Linked DNA regions of Homo sapiens: all the other regions are linked to region 3. A link is a contact called in ENCODE Hi-C or POLR2A ChIA-PET data. All regions are on one chromosome and are shown on one strand. Each heading gives the region's core, a stretch centred on a gene start or an enhancer-like site at or near the end of the contact. The rest is flanking DNA. Distances are from core to core; before and after follow the strand shown. Region 1 overlaps NT5C3A (5'-nucleotidase, cytosolic IIIA). Region 2 overlaps PDE1C (phosphodiesterase 1C). Region 3 holds the start of AVL9 (AVL9 cell migration associated).

Region 1 (4,938 bases), core at 1,563-4,062, 540 kb before region 3:
ATTATAAAGAACACAGATCTAATGTCCAACTTATATTACTAGAGTTTAAGAAAAAGTCAGATATGTTCTCGCTTTCAACTAAGTTGCCATTTTTAAATAGTGCTTTAATTATAAAATTTTACTTATCTGAAATAAAGTAAAAGTAAAGTCATTATGGAACAAACATAGCTTAGTAATTTTCCCTAAGATTTATACTACCAACACAGCAACAACCAAAAATCTTAGAATAATGATGAGAGATGTTTTAAAAACTGGTTCCTTTTGTTTGATGAACAGATATATTTAAACTTCACCCAGACCCTAAAAGGTTCATTCAGTTGATAAACACTCTCACATACCTATTTTGTGCTAGACACAATGCTCGATTCAAATACAGCTCATGTCTTAGTCATATCATATTAAAAAATTAAAGATTTTAGGCCGGGCGCAGTGGCTCATGCCTGTAATCCCAGCACTTTGGGAGGCAGAGGCGGGTGGATCACGAGGTCAGGAGATCGAGGCCATCCTGGCCAACATGGTGAAACCCCATCTCTACTAAAAATACAAAAATTAACCAGGCGTGGCGGCATGCGCCTGTAATCCCAGCTACTTGGGAGGCTGAGGCAGGAGAATCACTTGAACCCGGGAATCAGAGGTTGCAGTGAGCTGAGATCATGCCACTGCACTCCAGCCTGGCAACAGAGCAAGACTGCATCTCAAAAAAAATAAAAATAAAAAATAAAAAAATAAAAATAAAATTTTAATGTAAGAAAATTGAAGGAAAAAATGGACTTTTGTGTTATGTCTTCCCTTACTTTGTTCTGTCTGTATATTCCTATATTGATTCGGTAGTAGCAATGCATAATTTTCCCACAAACTTCATCCTTACATGTAGAGAAAGTGTTGATAAAATATTCTTGCAATAAAGTGCTCTTTGCAAATATGTACTTCATTTTCACTGTTTATTCAATTTTCTTAATACCATATAAGTTCTTACAGGAGAGCTTCAGATTCTCCATACAAAATGGTTAATCTAAAACTATGCTGGATAGAGTAAAACCCTTGCTGAGCTTCTTAGAAAAAAAAAAAAGATGCTTTATGTGTCAAATATAGGCTATGTTAAATCATAGCAAAGCCTTTTGCCTCATTGCACTCCCGAAAGCAAGATGGGTCACCAGCAGCCCTACTGGAGCCACCCACGGAAGCTGGGCCAGGGTTCTCACTCTTGTCACATCTGCCCAAACCAGCATAGTCTGATCTGGAAACACGGCCTCAATATGTGCCGCCGGTGTTTCCATCAGTATGCAAAGGACATAGGTTTCATTGAGTTGGACTAAGTGATCTTCCTTGAATGGATTATCCAAGGCATCCACCCAATGAAAGAAACCATGTTAGTTCTTTGTACATAAAATAAACATTTTTAAAAAACAAAATAAATAAGTCATACCAAAAATTCCACCTTAATATATTATTGGCATAACAGGAAGAACCTGAAATTTATGTATGTCACGTGTACTTTTTTTTTTCTCTTTTGCTGTGACATCACCTGGGAAAATCCAGAAGATTGGATAACCAAGAAATGACTAATCAAGAGTCTGCCGTACATGTGAAAATGGTGGGTATTTGCCTATTTCCAGTTCCATTTATTAATGGTAAATCTTCACCACTTTTACCTCTGTCTCTAACCAGATAATTATGGGACTGAAATTTTATACAACTCTTTCTTCACAGTGCATCACAAAATAAACCTCAAATACTTATTGAATTGAATTTCAAATTATCTTTAAAATGTTTTTGCTTGAAATCTAATGCACATTGTCGTGCTTCTCAGAATATAAAATGTTTCCCCATTCCTTTTTACGCTAAATTTTCTTTGCTCAGCAATAACACACTTAAATCGTACAGTGTGAAATACATTATTGTAGGTTTCCAAATTTAAATGACAAGCATTCAGAAATTTTTAAAATACTTACTTGCATGACAATAGAGTTGCATTATATATACTAGGATGAGATAGGAAATGTACAGGCTTTGGAGTCAGAACTGGCTTCGTATCTTAACTCATTCCGGCCGGGTGCCTGTAATCCCAGCACTTTGGGAGGCCGAGGCGGGCGGATCACCAGGTCAGGAGATCGAGACCATCCTGGCTAATACAGTGAAACCCCATCTCTACTAAAAATACAAAAAATTAGCCGGGCATGGTAACAAGCTCCTGTAGTCCCAGCTGCTCTGGAGGCTGAGGCAGGAGGATGGCTTGAACCCAGGAGGCGAAGGTTGCAGTGAGCCAAGATTGCGCCACTGCACTCCAGCCTGGGCGACAGAGCGAGATTCCGTCTCAAAAAAAAAAAAAAAAAAAAAACTCATTCCTTATTAGCTTCTATAGCCCTGAATGAGAGCAGTAATCTTACCTTTAAGAAATGGGTGTGAAACCGCCAACTATGTGTTATTATTCATACTCAGTGAAAACGTCAAGTTCCTAGTAACCCCAGATTAAGCATTCATTAAATATTGATCTACTCTATTACGTTAGTGAGTGTTTTAACTGTGTAACTGGCATATTTATTTGCATGTGTGGAAAGAAATTACATCTGTTCTCCATATTCACAGTGATAAAATCTTAAAAACAACAATTAAAAATAATCCTTTCTTTTAAAGAGAACAACTGCCTCATGATCTCTTGTTTTCTCTTTGTGTTCTTATTATTGTTGTGCCTCCTCTTCTGTTCCATTTATTTTTTCAGCTTTCTCTTTCTCTCTAGCTTTTTTCTGGCCTATAAACTAGAGCGTGACACAGCATTTTGTCACGCTTAATAAATCTCTTGTTCATCTTTCCCCCAACCAGTGTAGGATCAAAGGTGAAAGTTGACTCAAAATGGTGATTAAGTCATCGTCAGTTTAGTTATTGCTCTTAGGTTGAAGCGTATGAAATTGTTTTTATATGTCAAATATAGTCCAGTATTGCCAGTTTTATATGGTTCAACCTAATAACAGCTCTTTCTATCCATTGAAGGATTGGCACTTGATTCATTGGAATTGAGCATATCTCTTTGATACATAGAATTAAACCAGTCTAAAACTTATTTTCTTGTTTGGGTTGACTTTTTTTTTAACTTACGTGAACACAAGCAGTATAGGAATTCCCTGACATATAAACAATGTTAATCCTCTTTGTATAATGTTGTTACTTGGGTCCTAGAGCCCTCTAGAAGGTGTTTGTGGAGGCAAGTAGCAGTGTATTCACTCCACAGTTATTCAGACTGTTGAAGGAAAACAAGCCAAAAGATTTTTTTTAACTATTATTGCATTAATTTACACAATTTTTACCTTGGGTTTGCTTTCCTAAAAATATTGATAGGTCTGGCCGGGCGCGGTGGCTCACGCCTGTAATCCCAGCACTTTGAGAGGCCGAGGTGGGCAGATCATGAGGTCAGGAGATCGAGACCATCCTGGCTAACATGGTGAAACCCCGTCCCTACTAAAAATACAAAAAAATTATCCAGGCGTGGTGGCGGGCACCTGTAGTCCCAGCTACTCGGGAGGCTGAGGCAGGAGAATGGCATGAACCCAGGAGGCGGAGCTTGCAGTGAGCTGAGAGGCGCCACTGCACTCCAATCTGGGCGACAATGCGAGACTCCCTCTCAAAAAAAAAAAAAATTATATATATATATATATGTCTTTTATATTGACAACTTTATAGCATGTTATTCTTTACTTCTCATGAACAGGATTCAGATCTCTCTGTCCAGACTTTTTACATGCACACTTCTCTGTGTACACTCAAGTTCTATACAAACAGAGCTATTTCTCTTTTTCCCATATTAGACCCTGCACTTTGATTCCTCCCTAATCTCAGCATATCTAAATCCTGTTTCTCTTCCAGAGCCTACCTCTGTTGGCTCTTCCTCCTTTGACCCCAGAAGAAGAAATCTTTGTTTCTTCTATTCCTTTTACATTTTATCTGGACATCTTGGCAATGTATTAATTATTTGGGTTTCTATTTTTTAATCCACATTAGAGAATATGCACCTTGAGTGTAAGATTTATATTTTATATATCTCTTACAGAGCGGCTTCACACACTGTCTTATACTTAATATGTGGTGAAGGAATGAAAGAATTTGGCCTACACTATCTTAATGTAGAAACAGACCAAATATGTAATAAGCAAGGGAAATCGCTATTACTAAAATTTAGTAGTGCATAATCTTCCAAATAAATCTGAGAATCATCTATGTGTGGGGGTAAATGTACCAGTTTGAATAGGTGGCTTTAAATCTATACTTTCTGTGTAGCTGGATAAAAACTCTAGTGCCTACTTCTTTGTACCACTGCAGTAATGAAGTCTTTTGTTGCTACCAAATATAAACAATGGAAAACCAAGAAAGAATATTTCTCTGAGAACATCTGACTGGAATTTCTTAAGTGATTCAAACTAATTTTTATGTGGGCTATTTCCAGAAAAATGTAGGATAATACTAAGGTGATTTAAAATTCACTGAGGCTGGGCACTGTGGCTCATGCCTGTAATCCCAGCATTTTGGGAGGCCAAGGCAAGAGGATCGCTTGAGCTCAGGAGTTTGAGACCAGCCTGGGCAACATAGTGAGACCCGTCTCTACAAAAATTAAAAAAATACCTGGGCATAGTGGCAGATGGCTGTAGTCCCAGCTACTCTGGAGGCTAAGGTGGGAGGATCTATTGAGCCCAGGAGGTCAAGTCTGCAGTGAGCTGTGATCACGCTACTGCACTCCATCCTGGGTGACAGAGTGAGACCTTGTCTCAAAAATTTTAAAATAGGTCAGGTGCAGTGGCTGATGCCTGTAATCCCAACACTTTGGGATGCTGAGGCAGGCAGATTGCTTGAGTCCAGGAGTTCAAGACCAGCCTGGGCAACACTACAAAACCCTGTTTCTACAAAAAAATGCAAAAATTAGCCGAGGGTGGTGGTGAGCCCCTGTAGTCC
Region 2 (4,754 bases), core at 450-2,949, 610 kb after region 3:
GTTCCCCTCTTCCAACACCTTTGTGCATCCCACATGTTGATTGGTGTGGGGTCAGGGGAAGTCAGCATCCAGGGCTCGCTCTGGATCTGAGGGCACAGGGAACTGAAGAGATTCAGTATCTCATCATATGCCTTGCAGGTAAGAAGCATACAGAAAGCAAACAGTTTACGCCAAGAAATGCAAGAGTCATGAAAAGATGCAATGGCTCATCCACAATGAAATTGCACACTGTCTTAACTGAAAGGCATCTTGCCAAAGTTGGAAGGCATAAGCACTTCCTAAAATGGTGTTGCACTTCTATACTGGAACTATTATCTGGCAGCTGCAGTGACAGAAATGGATGGAGTGCTGGAAACTATGAACATTCATTCTCTCAGAAGAGAAATCTTATTAATATTATTATTATTTGTATATTTTCCTACTTCTTTATCTTCCTTCCTTGTAAATTTATTTCAAATGCTCATGAAATAAATTCCCCTTAGGTGTCCAGACCAAAAATTCCCCTGGGTAGTATTAAAACACCAGATCTCCATCTTTCCCAAAATATAGGCTGCAGCATACCATGGGACCTGGCCTCTGAGGACATTTGCCTTTTAGATGGAATGGATTCACATGAAAAGCATCTAGACAACTTTACTAGGAAAACAAAGAAGAGCAGTTGAGCCCTCTGGCCTCAGCTAGTCTTTTCCAGTTGAACAAAAATACTTTATGACATGGGTATGAAAGATCCTGGCTAATTTTCAGACAACCCTTCTTAAGATAGATTAAGATCTAAGGAATACCTTCACTATAATGACAAATAGAGAGGGGTCCTTATTCTCATGAACTTAAATTGGCCAATGATAAAAGAGCTAATTTGAAACTCTTTTGCCCAAAGAATAGCCATTTCACCAAGAGGTAGGTAGGATATGGCAGGGCAGGGCTGGATATTCCAAATGGAATGGATAAAGAGCTAGAGAAAGGTGGGCTGAGGGGCCTATGGAGCATAAGCACCTGAACACTATGCTAAAGCTCAACAGAATTTGAAAGGGGCATCTGGAATCACTAGGCTTTGTGTGGCAGCTACATAAAGCAGAAAGTTGGCAGCTGCAGCTTGTATCTGACATGGGTGACACCCAAACAGGAGATGGGTATATACAAAGCTGGTCACCACTTAACTCTTTTTAACAATAAGTTCTTGTAGTCTTTCTATTGTCATGTTTTTTTCTTTTTAAAGAAACTTCTTATTGTGTTGATTTGGGCTTTTACCTTTGTTTCAGAGATCTATGGGTTTTTTTTGAATTGTATTGAACACACAGCAGATGCTCCCTAAAATTCACTTCTGTTTCCATTAGTGATTTTTTTTTTCAAAAGTGAATCCTTTCACATTTTGAATGCTGTATTTTCTTCTGTCTTTATTGCTGCATCTCTTCATGAATTTTTTTTCTGTTTCATCATCCTTGAGTAAAGAAAGGTGAATGTCAGCTGGGTGTTCTTCCATAAACAGAGTGACGGGTTGTTCTAGGTTCCCTCACTGTCTGCCAGGAAGTTGATTGAATCTTCTGCTCATCTCATAAGCTGGAAAGACAGGGTTACATATAAATTTCTAGTGCCTCCCACGCATCCAAAAGGTGCATTATTTCTGTGTCATTTCCTCTCTGGATCTGTTGAAACCACTTGGCTAGGGTTTTGCTTTCTATTTACAGCTTCCTGTTGGGTCAGAACTTCACACTGAATGCATAAATGTGACTGCCTAATGTCTGCCTGGCACCACTGGTGACTACATCAGGGAGAAGCCTCTGAATGGCTGATTTTCTGCTAATTGTGGCACAAAGCCTGGGTCTCCCTGATGGAGCCGATTTCAGTGCTACTCATTGGAACAGCTGAGTGAGATTCTAAGTGAAGCTTTCCCTGAAGGCCCCACTCCTCTTCTGGCCCTGGGGTCCCAGCCCCCTGATCACAAGGTGATATGAGGCCCCTTCATGACTTGATTCTCTCAATACTGTGCTTTCCCAGGAGTGGGAATTGTTAAAAATTAGTGGCTATACATCCATAGTCCATATAATGTCCTTAATAATTCCAATTATTTTTCAACTGATGAGAATTAGCTTTTAGTTTGTAAAAGTGGGAGAGGAAGTGTTTGTATGAGAAATAGGAGATTGTCCTAGTAAAAGGAGACGTGTCAGCTCATTTTCATGTTTAGTTGTCCTTGTATTATCAGCATTTTATTTTATCTGTCTCTTCTTTCCAGAATCTTTTTAAATTACTTGTCCATTTGGTACAGTTTGAGTTAGTTAAATCTAGGTCATGAATCAACAATCCATTTAACTGGAGACTCACGAATTCACTCCCTTGGAAGACCACTGTGCTTAAAGTTTTTGTTTTTGTTTTGTTTTCTGGAAAGGATATGAATGATAAATTTTGAAGTTGTTGACACCTGAGAATGTATTTATTGGCTTCTTATGTACTTGGTAACTCTGTAGATGTAGATATAAATGTCTTGAAGTTTCCCATATTATTCTCAAAAATTGGTACTGTTATTAAATTGCTTTTTGATGTTTGACATGATAGAAGTAGATGGCCAGGACAATTTTTTGTTACTTTGTAAGTATTATATTTCATTTTCTCAAAGATTTTCAAGTTTGTTTCTTTATTCTTTGAAATCAAAAATTACAGTAGCATACATTTGATGTTTTCATTTACTTTTAAAAAATTGTATTTGATCCCTTTTCATCTGCTTATACAGGTTTTACTTTAGCCTAGGAAAACTTATTCAATTAAAGCTGCTTCTGTTGTTTATTTCCTAGGGAAGTTCTATTATAGGTAGATAGGATCTTCTGGCTTTTACTTCTATTACTCTTATAATTTTTCTCATCATTTTCTTGGTTTTTGTCATTTCCTCTTAGGTTCTAGAATTGAGATGGATTCTACTAGAGTTACATGTCAGTTCCTGATAGAACCTGTAAGCCCCAAATGGAGAGAGGCATTTTTAAGAAGTTTAATTTTACTCTTATGTTTGAGAGTAAACTTTAAAAAGTCTAATTTTACTTTCATTTTTGAGACTAAACTTTGAAAAGTTTAATTTTACTCTCATTTTTTCGTTTGGGAGTCCAAACAGCCTAGGGGATAGCTGGGCACCTTGAGGTGAGAATCAGAACTGGAGGCAGACTTAGCCAGGAATGTGTTTTGCTAAAGAGCTTCCAATCCTTATTTGGAGCAGCAGTCAGAGCTCCCTGCTGCTGTCTCCCCATTCTTTGGCAGGCTGGCTATCCTTCTGTGTGAGTGACTGGCATGCCCTTCCCTGCCAACTCCCTGTCTCGTGCTGCCTCTGAAATTCAGAACTCTTCCCAGTGCTGCTAATGGCATTGCCAAGGCTGACCTTCACCTCCAAGCCTGCAGGGGCCTCTGCTGATTTCCTTTGCATATTTCCGTTTGATATATTGCAGATTCGTAATTCAGGTAGATACTACCTGAATCTAATGTTATTTGTATTTTATATCATTGAAACTCCTGGAAATTATTTTATGGTTGACCCTCTTGCTTACTTTTTAAGGTTGATCCAAGATTTTTTCTCATTCTTTATTGTGGGTCATTTTCATGCAAATCAGGAAGGGAGTAGTCTATACCTTGCCATGAAGGCAACCTATTTGAGGATATTTTGATGTCAGGAAGGTGAGAACAGATTGCGTATACCAACGGGAAGTGGAGATTTGACAATCATTTTAAATATCTTGCTAGAATTTTTCTCATTTGGTTATCTGTGGTGATCAAAGTCATTGAATAATGACAATAGCTATAACGATTGCCTTTTCAAAGAACAACCGAGTCACATACTCTATATCAATTTCATTTAATCTTTAGGTCAACTTTAGAAATTTCATACTTTGCTCTTCATTAAGATAACACTCAAAGATGTTACATAACTTACCTAGGGTTGCACAGCTAATAAGTTATGAAGTGAGCTTCAAACCCCAGTTCGTCTTCAAAGTCTCTACTCTTTTCATTGCTGGTTATCAAACAGCCTGAAGAGTTGCCCAATCTCCAAATCTCTGTGGTATTTACAGTATTCTCAGTTACCGCATGTTGATCATCTGTAGTCATTTTATTGTTCTCATGAATACTAAGTCCTCTGTGCAGATAATGTTCATATAAATAACAGAAAAAACATGTTTTATTGCTTCTCTTGTATAGTCTGGAATTCCTCGGTTTAAAATCAATCCTCATATTTTCTTTTCTTTTTTAACTAGGGTATTTATCTCCTCTCAGAGTGATTTTTTCTGTCCAGTAAAACAATTTACTTTCATCTATTCCTTCTGTAGCCCTCTTGTGGTTCTCAGTGGTTTATATGTTTTCATCTGTCTTGGGACATGCCTGGGTCATGGGGCTGCCATTATCTGGGGCCACTGCTGGACCAAGTGCCTTCAACAGAGCAGAATCTCAAGAGGTATTTGGTGATTTTGCTGCTGGTCAGGCTTTACTACATCCACATAGAACAAAAAAGATGAAAATTTGAGAAAAAGCAAAATCATTGATAATTTAGGATTCATAAAGATAAAAGCTAGCTAGAAAGTATGGTCAGTGCCTGGTTGGAGAGAAATTTTTTCTTCTTACTTCACAATGGCAAAAATGTATACATTTATTTTATTACCTGCTCCTTTGGTCCCATAATTATTTTCCTTTCAGATGTATCAGAATAAGTGAGAATATTCGATGACTGTAAAATGTATCACCATAGTTGTAGGATTATTCTTTGTTTCCTCTATTCTAATGAAATT
Region 3 (4,800 bases), core at 1,599-4,098:
GTGAAAGTTGCAGTGAGTGGAGATCGCGCCACTGCACTGAACTCCAGCCTGGGTGACAGAACAAGACTCCGTCTCAAAAAAAAAAAAAAAAAAAAAAAATCTGAGGACTTCAAAGGTGGAAAAAGTGCTAGAAACAAAATGAACTAACATTTTCCACAAGCCTAGTTTTGGGTCTTCAACACAGCAGTATTAGAAGATGGCTTTTACTTTGAGGTCCATGTCAAATGACAAAGTTATCATGCTTAACCAAGCGGACTGCTGAAAGGCATCACTTTTAAAACAAAGGTTTTACTTCAGTCACTTCTATTTAAAAGTTACAAATTACGACCAAGTATAGGAATCTTCCCTATGCACAATCTCAGCGCACATTTAGAACTAATGGTCATGACTGGGCGTGGTGGCTCACGCCTGTAATCCCAGCACTTTGGGAGGCCGAGGCGGGCGGATCACGAGGTAAGGAGATCGAGACCATCCTGGCTAACATTGTGAAACCCCGTCTCTACTAAAAATACAAAAAATTAGCCGGGCGCGGTGGCGGGCGCCTGTAGTCCCAGCTACTCGGGAGGCTGAGGCAGGAGAATGGTGTGAACCCAGGAGGCAGAGCTTGTAGTGAGCCGAGCTCCACTGCACTCCAGCCTGGGTGAGAGAGTGAGATTCCATCTGAAGAAAAAAAAAAAAAAAAAGAACTAATGGTCAACATGACCCACGGCAATTTTGAATACTTGGAAGAGCAGTCTAAGTACCCTCACACAAGTTAAAACCGTGTTAAGTCAGAGTCACAACTCAATGAGCCATGCACCTTTAATTTACACCTGGAAGTAAAATAGTTAAAGTGGAGAATTAGGTAGCTGATTAATCTATCCTGGGGCAAATCTTACATACTTTAATTAAAGCCTCTGAAAACACCTGATGTACAGGTTATAAAGAACAGATTCTAGACCAGTCATTCTAAGACTTATGCATGTAACACACACTTTCCAAAACTTTTTTTTTCGCTCTTGTTGCCCAGGCTGGAGTGCAATGGCGTGATCTCGGCTCACAGCAACCTCTGCCTCCCGGCTTCAAGCAATTCTCGTGCCTCAGCCTCCCAAGTAGCTGGGATCACAGGCATGTGCCACCACGCGCAGCTAATTTTGTATTTTTAGTAGAGGCGGGGTTTCACCGTGTTGTCCAGGCTGGTTTCGAACTCCTCACCTCAGGTGATCCACCCGCCTCGGCCTCCCAAAGTGCTGGGATTGAGACAGGGTCTTGCTCTCTCACCCAGGCTGGAGTGCAGTGGTGGGATCAAGGGTCACTGTAGCCTCAGCCTCCTGGGCTCAAGCGATGTTCCCACCTTAGCCTACCGAGTAGCTGGGACTACAAGTGCGCTATCACATGCAACTAATTTTTTAATTTTTTTGTGGAGACAGTGTTTCCCTTTGTTATCTAAGCTGGTCTCAAACTCCTGGGCTCAAGTGAGCCTTTCATATCAGTCTCTAAAAGTGCTGGCATTCCAGGTGTGAGGATATATTTCAAAATTACGCACAAACACGATTTTTTCACTCCCATCACTTTTCTCTTATTCCCTAGAGAACTTAATTTTTGCCAATAAGTCTTCTAAAATGTTACATTTCCTGTGGAATGCAAGAAACTAAATGCTTCATTAGCTAGTGGTGGCAATTACTATTTTTAATACTTCAAAAAAGCATTTCAATTTACTGTTCACTAGCACATTATGACATCATTCCCTTCCAGTGTTTGCTTGCTCATTAAATAATCCTGTTTCTATTTTGTTCTCTTGCCTTCAATACATAGATTGCAAATATTCCATTTCAGATGCTGCATTAATGATTCAGTGAGGCTGCTGAAAAACGCCTTTATATTTGAACGGTTTGGTAATACACTTTCTCTTATTGCGGTTGATATGGAGAGATTAATCTCTCACCAAAAGGCAAAATCTGGAGAAGATGAAATAGCAAAACTAAGGACCAATGGGAAGGGGGAGGCAAAGTCAATCGACAACCGTACCTAACAGGAGAGATTCCAAGGCTTCCATCAGATAAACAAAGGAAGCTGATTTTTCTACGGAGGCTGCATGTGCTGCAAGCTACCTGAAGCATTAGTATGCAAGCCCACTGAGCCTATTACCTTGAAAGCAGAGTCCAAGCACTGAATTTTTCTAGACTCCCATTATAGGTGGACACCCAGAAAGCCAGTGGAGACAATGATGGACGGGGAAGAGAGTGGGGCCGGTCTTCGATGCTTTCCTCCCACTCCACCAAAGCAGAAGTTAAAAACCTACAACCTACACGTATCAACCAGCTCCTCCGCTGCTCAACCATTTTTCAGGGGCAGAAGGAAGAGGTTGTGGGGGCTGGGCTTCATGTGGGGCGGGTGGGAGGAGCTGCAAAAGGAGTCAGGTTGAGAGGCGAAGGGTCGCAGGCGCTGTGGGGAGGACTGCACGACGCGAGCTGAGCACACAGAAGCAGGGCAGGGGGGCCCCGGAAGGGGCGAACGCCCGAACGGCTGGGGGCGGGGGCGGGCCCTTTCCTCACCTGGCAGCCCTTCTTGTGGTGAAATCCGACCACCACGATGTGCAGTACGGGCCCCCGGGGGACGCCATCCCCGCCTCTCCTGGCCTTCTCCATGGGCGGCCGCCGCGGGCCCGCACGACGACTTCGACCGCCAAGGGCAGCGGGTCTGACGACCCCACCGTGTGCGGAAAGCCGCGGACTTCGGGTGTCAGCGAGCACAGCACATGAGGGCCGCACAGGGAGATCGGTGGAGGCAAAGCAGCTCCCGCCGCCCCCAGGGCCACGGCCGCCCTTCCCTCATCCGCTTCCGCAGCTTCCGGGCTGTCACCTGACACGGCGGCCGCCGCCGGCGAGGCAGGGCTGGGCAAGGCCGGGAGGGCCCTGACGGGGCGGGGTCTGAGAGGCCGAGGTGGAGCCTGGGGGAGCGGGGTGGGTCTAGGAGAGGAGAGATCGACTCTGTGGGGCGGGGAGGAGCGGGGGGAGGAGCGGGGGGAGGGCGGGTCCGGGTGGGACTTGACGAGGAGCGGCGGGGTGGGGCTTACGTGACCCGGGCGGCTGGGCTTGCAGAGCCTGTGGTGTCCGCGGGACCTGGAGGTGCGGCGTGGCACACCTGCTTTTTCCTCCCTGGATTCAATCTCAAAGCACTTCCTTCTCTTTTGCCTTCTCTTTTTCCTCAAAGTTTTCCCACTTCCCTCTTCTCTTCTGTTTTCCTTGCTTTTTCACATCTTTTCGGTTCACTCTCCGAGTGTCCGATTCCTTCACCTCCTTGCCTTTGCCTCTGTGGCCCCCGTCCTTATTCTTAAATATGTAGTAACATGGAGCATACTGGTGAGGTTGCGTATCTGTGTATTCAGCCTTTAAATTACTTGCTTACTCGAGAATTCTTGTTTGTTTCTTTCTAGAGTTTTTTTTTCTTCGTTTAAATATTATGTGTAGGAATCTGAGACGCATTTAAAACCTGAAACAGAATATCCTTGACAACAAAGGAAGTTTACTTGGATACGTGTAAAATGATTATTCTAGTCCTGCGATTTTATAAGAATATTCTTTTCATTCCATCTCATTTTGGGTGTAGTACTCTGGTCAATACAAAATATATGGGCTCTGTTGTCACCAGGGTTTTTTAATTCCTTTACTGATTGTACTACAATTCTTTTTTAAGCAGTGAATCTCATGTCAATTTAAAGTGCATTATAGAAAAGATTTAACAAGTCTTATCTAGGACAGTTTTCAAATAACCTAAAGGATAGGTGTCTGCTTCAAATAGAATTCGAGATTACTACAGTAACTGTGATATTTTGCACTTCTGGTCTTGAAAAGTAAGGAGCTCTGTTCTAATCTAACCATAGCTGAGAAAAACAGTAGGCTTCCTAAATCAAATTTAGTTTCTGTGATTCAGTAGAACTGTTTTAATGCTAATACTGCAGACATTTTTCAAGATGCTGCTATACATTTCTTTTCTGTATTACAAAATTATTGGCATTGGCTAAGAAAACTGTGTAAAACTATATTGCTCCCTGTATGCAGAATATATTAACTGTTTTCTTAATATATTAACTGTTTTGAGCTGTCAGCTGTGTGATGTGTTAACTATTAATATTTTCTTGATATAACCTGTCTTGATATTTTCCACAATTGGCATGGCTAAAATTACTGTCTAATTGAACACCTTTTAAAGATGTATATAAGGGCCGGGTGTGGTGGCTCACGCCTGTAATCCCAGCACTTTGGGAGGCCAAGGCAGGCAGATCACCTGAGGTCAGGAGTTCTAGACCAGCCTGGCCAACATGGTAAAACCCCCTCTCTAGTACAAAATACAAAAATTAGACCTGTAATCCCAGCTACTCGGACGGCTGAGACAGGAGAATTGCTTGAATCCGGGAGGTGGAGGTTGCAGTGAGCCAAGATTGCACCATCGCACTTCAGCCTGGGGGACAAGAGCGAGATTTCCTCTAAAAAAAAAAAAGATATATATAAAAAGAGGGTCAGGCGTGGTGGCTCATGCTGGTAATCCCAGCACTTTGGGAGGCCGATGCGGGCAGATCACTTGAGGCCAAAAGTTGGAGACCAGCCTGGGCAACATGGTGAAACCCCATCTCTGCTAAAAATGCAAAAATTAGCCAGGCATGGTGGTGTGTGTAATCCCAGCTACTAGGGAGGCTGAGGCAAGAGAATCACCCTAACCCGGGAGGTGGAGGTTGCAGTGATCTGAGATGGTGTCACTGCACTGCTCTCCAGCCCAGATGACAGAATGAGACTCCATCTCAAAAAAATAAAGAAAGGGAGA

Evidence for each region. A loop is a pair of places that touch in the nucleus more often than their neighbours do. ChIA-PET counts read pairs that join two places held with the same protein, here RNA polymerase II (POLR2A). Pooled maps may share reads with other maps.
Region 1: a map with no recorded cell type shows a loop between it and region 3 (4-fold over the local background). The contact joins the enhancer-like site here to the promoter of AVL9 in region 3. A Hi-C loop is called at or near these places in 8 of 168 maps with a recorded cell type or tissue (CD4-positive, alpha-beta memory T cell, CD8-positive, alpha-beta T cell, Calu3 and 4 more), 10 of 37 single-sample maps with no recorded cell type and 13 of 50 pooled maps. POLR2A ChIA-PET finds 5 or more read pairs at or near these places in 7 of 52 experiments (CD4-positive, alpha-beta T cell, GM12878, PC-3 and 4 more).
Region 2: a loop to region 3 is called in a pooled map, with 5 times the contacts of the local background. The contact joins the enhancer-like site here to the promoter of AVL9 in region 3. A Hi-C loop is called at or near these places in 10 of 37 single-sample maps with no recorded cell type and 6 of 50 pooled maps. POLR2A ChIA-PET finds 5 or more read pairs at or near these places in 2 of 52 experiments (A549 and SK-N-SH).

Annotation. Positions count from the first base shown.
Region 1 is chr7:33,032,590-33,037,527 of GRCh38, reverse strand. All of the region lies in intron 1 of NT5C3A (5'-nucleotidase, cytosolic IIIA), which reads left to right. It also overlaps the pseudogene RPS29P14. Among named protein-coding and RNA genes, the nearest start is that of NT5C3A, 28 kb to the left of the region's middle. Within about 2 kb of position 2,812, at least 3 of the 41 ENCODE cell types and tissues checked have a DNase peak (open chromatin) inside an H3K27ac peak, as active enhancers do; they include PC-3, where a contact is called at or near this core.
Region 2 is chr7:31,880,881-31,885,634 of GRCh38, reverse strand. All of the region lies in intron 2 of PDE1C (phosphodiesterase 1C), which reads left to right. Among named protein-coding and RNA genes, the nearest start is that of PDE1C, 190 kb to the left of the region's middle. Within about 2 kb of position 1,699, at least 10 of the 41 ENCODE cell types and tissues checked have a DNase peak (open chromatin) inside an H3K27ac peak, as active enhancers do.
Region 3 is chr7:32,493,537-32,498,336 of GRCh38, reverse strand. It overlaps AVL9 (AVL9 cell migration associated), which reads right to left and starts at 2,848. Exons shown (of 16, transcript NM_015060.3): 1 at 2,535-2,848. The coding sequence starts at 2,627. It also overlaps a transcript of LSM5 not described here. RefSeq lists enhancers at 1,454-2,252, 2,253-3,051, 3,125-3,334 and a silencer at 2,385-3,034.